2 separate regions of the Homo sapiens genome follow, and region 2 is linked to region 1. Evidence: read pairs that join two places in POLR2A ChIA-PET (ENCODE). Cell type or tissue: PC-9. All regions are shown on one strand. Each heading gives the region's core, and the rest is flanking DNA. Links, peaks and the distances in the headings are about the cores only.

What was found. ChIA-PET counts read pairs that join two places held together with the same protein. Peaks named below come from ENCODE experiments on the same cell type or tissue, not always from the same donor. Only the 100,000 strongest peaks of a DNase experiment are listed, where the experiment ranks them.
Region 2: POLR2A ChIA-PET joins it to region 1 with 11 read pairs; 3 of 35 experiments call an interaction of 5 or more read pairs at or near these places.

What each region holds. Positions count from the first base shown.
Region 1 is chr2:61,217,431-61,220,355 of GRCh38, reverse strand. It overlaps USP34 (ubiquitin specific peptidase 34), which reads left to right. Exons shown (of 80, transcript NM_014709.4): 67 at 1-46. Among named protein-coding and RNA genes, the nearest start is that of C2orf74-AS1, 41 kb to the right of the region's middle. In PC-9, for the core only: no CTCF peak of the experiment used is centred there; DNase peaks (open chromatin) are centred at 1,385 and 1,695; H3K27ac peaks cover 1,663 bases.
Region 2 is chr2:61,631,388-61,634,312 of GRCh38, reverse strand. No RefSeq gene overlaps it. Among named protein-coding and RNA genes, the nearest start is that of XPO1, 94 kb to the right of the region's middle. In PC-9, for the core only: a CTCF peak has its summit at 861 (motif pointing right); no DNase peak of the experiment used is centred there.

The sequences.
Region 1 (2,925 bases), core at 309-2,808:
GTCGAGCGGTTTCTTTTGGCTCACAATTATCCTAGAGTGAGGACTTGTAAGTCAAATATTTAGAATTTCATAAACCATTTATTTATTGTTCAAAGTTATGTTTCATTTTGTTTTTAGGCAACTACGACATGCCCATTGTTGTATACTACGAAATTCTTGGAGATGTTATTTCCTTTTTTTTTTTTTTTTTTTTTTTTTTTTTTTAGGATAGGAAACCATGTTATTTCTTGGGTAACATCATCACTACTATCATTTTTGTTTCCTTGCTTGATAAGAGTGATAAGGCATGATCAGCAGTAATGAAGGGAATAAAAAGGTTTGAAAATCCTGTCTTAAAAGTAACTTTTGAGAAGGTTAAGGATAAAATGGTAATAAAGACATAAGCTGAGAGAAAATATTGGCTGAAATTATGAGTTATATAAACACTTTAAGTTGTACACAAGCCAGTAAAAAAGATCTTAGACAGGTAGACACATATCAAAAATATTTCACAAAATAGAAAGTTGCTTGGAAATAAACATAGAAAATGTTATTTTGATAGTTCAAAAAAATGAAAATTTAATTTTTAAATTTCTTATTATAAACATTTTCTATCTATTTGCTGAGAAGGCCCTACAGTCATTGATACTTAAGTAGCAATAAACATGTCTGGTATCCAGATGTTGAATTTTTTTTTTTTTTTTTTGAGACAGAGTCTCACTCTGTTGCTCAGGCTGGAGTGCAGTGGTGCAGTCTCAGCACACTGCAACCTCTGCCTGTTGAATTCAACTGATTCTTTCACCTCAGCCTCCTGAGTAGCTCAGATAACAGGTGCACGCCACCACACTCAGCTAATTTTTGTATTTTTAGTAGAGACAGGGTTTTACCGTGTTGACCAGGCTGGTCTTGATCTCCTGACCTCAAGTGATCCGCCCACCTCTGCCTCCCAAAGTGTTGGGATTACAGGTGTGAGCCACCGCACCTGGCCCAGATGTTGGATTCAGAACACCATTCTCCAGTAAAAGAATTCATGGCTCCTAGGAGAAATCACTGATTTTAGGGCTGGGACAGGGAATATACAAGATGTGTGTGGAATATCCTATAGTGTCAGAAAGTGAAAGTACTCAAAAATCAAAATGGTGGGTGTATGTCAGAGAAACACAGAGCTAACCTGAAAGAACTCCCAATGGCCAAAGCCAGAACAGTTTGAGTAACAAAATAACATAGCACTGGATTATAACCCCAAGGATAAAATAAATATTCATGAGTCCATACTTAGTAGAAATAAATGATTGAATAAATAAATGGAGAGTAAACAAATCTCCCATACAAAAGAATTCCATATAATATATGTACACATCTCCCCAGGAGGTGGAGCTTAATTCCTCACTCATTGAGTATGAGCTTAGTGACTTTCTTCCAAGGAATGGGGTGTGGAGGAAGTAACTTTACAGTGAAGAAACTTTACAGTACAACTCAGCCGGGTGATAAAGGTTAATTAACATCATTGGTAATCAATGAGGTTGATAGTGTGTACCCTTGATATGGCGTGATGGCAAAGGGCACTTCATCTCTTGTGGTCTTCCTTCCAAAAACCTATAACCTGAATCTAACCATGACACACATCAGACAAACTCAGATTGAGGGACATTCTATGAAATACCCGACCAGTATTCCTTGAAACTGTAAAGGTCATTAGAAACAAGGAAAATCTAAGAAACTGTCACAGCCAAGAGGAAGTTAAGAAGACATAATGACTAGCTGTAATGTATACTAGATGGGATCCTGGAAGGAAAAAAAAGGACATTAGGGCAAAACAAGTGAAATCTAAAGTGGAGAGTTTGGTTAGTAGTAATGTACCTGTGTTGCTTCCTTAGTCACAACAAATGTACCATCATAATAGTGTTAACTGTGGGGGAAACTAGGTGAGGGAGGTGTATTGAAATTGTTCTGCTTATTCTAAAATAAAAGGTTTATTTGTGAGAAGCACCTTTCAGTGGCGTGAACACATGGATTGGCATGGGCACTCTGCCCATGGGCCTTTTTTTTTTTTTTTTTTTCCTGGAAGTTTAGTTAACCCCACCATAATAGGATCTTTGTAAGAGCACACAGCCAAGAGCTATGTGAGAGCTGTGCGCTCTTAACAAAGAGATGTGTGCCAGTTGGCATTCATGTCTTGACCCCTGACCGTAAAACCAACAAAAAAAAAAAACTATGCTGAACCCCCAAAAAGGTTTTTCAGCCAGCTATTATGCCTAATACTGATGACAGTGCTGAGGAAATGGCATTCTTGTACATTGCAGTGGCATTGTTTAATATTATTCTTATGAAAGGCAGTTTAACAGATCTTTACCAAGATTCTTAAAAATTATATATCCTTTTATTTATTTATTTTTATTTTCTTATTTATTTATTTTCTTTCGAGATGGAGTCTTGCTCTGTGGCCCAGGCTGGAGTGTAGTGGCGTGATCTCGGCTCACTGCAACCTCCGCCTCCCGGGTTCAAGCAGTTCTCCTGTCTCAGCCTCCTGAGTAGCTGGGATTACAGGCACCCACCACCATGCCTGGCTAATTTTTTTGTATTTTTAGTAGAGACGGGGTTTCACCGTATTGGTCAGGCTGGTCTCAAACTCCTGACCTCGTGATCCACCCACCTCGGCCTCCCAAAGTGCTGGATTATAGGCGTGAGCCACTGTGCCCTGCTGGTTTGCCCTTTTAATGTCAGTAATACTGTTTTAGCGATTCTAGTGTAAGTATATGGATGCCCAACAGCATGATTTTTAGTAGTGAAAAATTTTAAACTCTTCAGTTGGGAAACATTGTTATAATGCATCATGTTAAAATTACAGTAGTGAAGACTATGTAGTAATATGAAAAAGTGCTTTTGCTGTAACTTGATAAGAGTCCAAATATTTGAATAGAATTAGTATAACTTAGAATAAGAATT
Region 2 (2,925 bases), core at 313-2,812, 410 kb before region 1:
CGGAGGTTGCAGTGAGCCGAGATCACAACATTGCACTCCAGCCTGGGTGACAGAATGAGACTCTGTCTCAAAAAAATAAATAAATAAAAATAAATAAAATAAAATGTTAATACTGCCTATGTAGAGCTTGCTATGGATTATTTTTATTTTTCTTCGTACTTGCCTGCATTTTCCAAAATTACTACAATTAACATGTTTTCTTTTATAATTAAAAAAAAAATGTTACCCTCACGCAAAATTCAATTTGGAGAGTTCTAGCAGCACATCGATTTGCTCCTCATTAGTCTCCTATAGTACTCTGAGGCATATATATGAATTAATCGGGAAACATCAATCATGGGTTACCTAAAACATTCTTCCAACCTGACTATGTACTAGAAGGAGGCAGGTAGGAATAGAGGGATGGCAGATGGCAAAGGGGACACAAAACAGTTGCAATGACTTTGTTACCTTTGTTAGTTTTTTCTTGGAGGAAGAGTCATTTAATGAATTTCTAGCTAAATGAGCTATTTTACATTTGTAGAGATGACAAACTTCACTATTCAGCAGGATCATGTACCTTCTTTGATATTCATAAAGGCTTTGAAGTCCAAAATACACACTGTTTAGCAATCTTAGTCTATACTACAGAATAATTGCTCTCCCCTAAATAATATATAAATATCTTTTTAAATTAGTCTTGGACGGGGAAATTTTAAAAATAGATGGTATGGGTCAGAATCAAGTTCTGTAACTCAGTACCTTCCTTATAAAACATTTATGGGTTTGATTGAAGGATTATTCTAGACACATTTGTGTATAGCATAAATACAAGTTAAATGTAAAAAAAATTAATAATGAAAAAGTGAGACCTAAGAAGACCAGCAGATGGCATAAATAATTTATTTAATCAAAACTGCCAATATGTATATTGTAAAAGATACTTTCCCTGAAGTTTCTCCGATGAAATCTTTTGAATATTTAGGCCAAAATTCCCAATTAAAGCATCATTAAAGAAGACTTAGTTATAAGCACAAAAATTAAAATTGCAGGAGATTGATCTCATGGATGACAACCCAAGGCTAGATTGTAAACTATATGCCTAGAAACCCAAAAGACAAGGTGTAATGAGAGACAGCTAATCTAGACGCTCCACCCAGCACACTTCCACGAGCATCTCTGACATGGGAGATGTGCATGATATCAGAGATTTAGGAACAATGTCCTCAAAACTATGTGGGTGTGTACCTGCTCCAGTAATTTCCTCCTAAGAGCAACATGAAACCGCCTCTCTCTTCAAATATAACTGGAATGTTCATCTCAACATTTAATCTTTCCTGGACTAAGGCTCCAAGATGCTAAGTCAGCAGTCCCCAACCTTTTTGGCACCAGGGACAGATTTCGTGGAAGACAATTTTTCCTGGATGGGGTGGGAAGTGGTTTCGGTATGAAACTATTCTCACGCATTAAATTCTTAAAAGGAATGCACAGAGATCCCTCGCATGCACAGTTCACAATAGGGTTAGCGGTCCTATGAGAATCGAATGCCATGCTGACCTGACAGGAAGAGGAGCTCAGGCGGTAATGCTTACTTGCCCAGCACTTGCCCACCTCTCACCTCCTGCTGTGCAGCCGGTTCCTAACAGGCTACTCACGGGTACCGGTCTGCAGTGGTGGTTGGGGACCCCTGAAGTAAGTGATCAAATACCTGTTGGCTGCCCTGGATCTGAAACAGGATATTTTCCCCATTCTCCACCATCTGATTAAAGGGACAGCAGGAAACATTTGTCCTCCCTTGCTTTTGTACGGCCTCTTACGAAGACGGCTCCCATCAGGAAGAGGCGTGGTGCCAAAGTCTGTTGTGGCATGGCCTTGAATTCCACTGCAAGAGACTTTTCTCAAGGGTAGTCATGCAGATTCTTTTGCTGTTGTTTTTCTTTTGAGACAGGGTCTCGCTCTGTTGCCCAGGCTGGAATACAGTGGTGTGATTAGAGCTCACTGCAGCCTCAAACTCCTGAGCTCAAGCAACCCTTCCACCTTAGCCTTCCAAGTAGCTAGGACTACAAGCACATTTCACCATGTGAATTATTAAAAAATTAGTGGGGCGAATTTTTTGTAGAGACAGAGTCTCACTATCTTGCCCAGGCTGGTCTCCAACTCCTGGACTCAAGCCATCCTCCTACCTCGGCCTCCCAAAGTGCTGGGATTACAGACATGAGCCACTGCACCTGGCCTCATGGAGGTTCTTGACTATCAGTGACATGTAGTGCAGAGGCAGAAGTCTGTGAAGCCAAACATTTCATCTAACACCTCTAGAGCAGTGGTTCCTATCTTAGGACCCTCAGAAGGAGGGTCAGGGCCACAGACTTATCATCCTGAATTAGAATCCAGACATGTGCAAGGTCTAGAACAAACTTCACCAGACTATTAATAATGCTTTTTCCAGAAGGTGAGCTTATAGGAGATTATCTATTTTATGCTCACTATTACATCTCTAGGGCTTAGTCCAGGGTCTTATAGGTAGTAGGTGCTAAATAAATAGTTACTGAATGAATGAATACTTTTCTATAATGTTTAAATTTTTTTAATGAACATTATTACTTTTGAAATCATAAAGATCTGGAATTCTCATACTCAAAAAGGTAAAGAATCACTCTTGTATAGAGTTTTTTCCCACTGGATGAAAACCTAATTATTTTTTCTTCCATGGTCTTTATTTGAATGAATTTAATTTTGAGTGCAAGTATTACTCAATATATGTAAGTCTGACAAAACCTACCTAACTTAAAGAGTGTGTAAAGCAGATAACTGATTCAATGTTATGAATCACCAATGCCTGGACTGGACATGATGGCTCACACCTGTAATCCCAGCACTTTTTGAGGCCCAGGTGGGAGAATCTCTTGAGCCCAAGTGTTCAAGACCAGCCTGAGCAACATGGAGAAA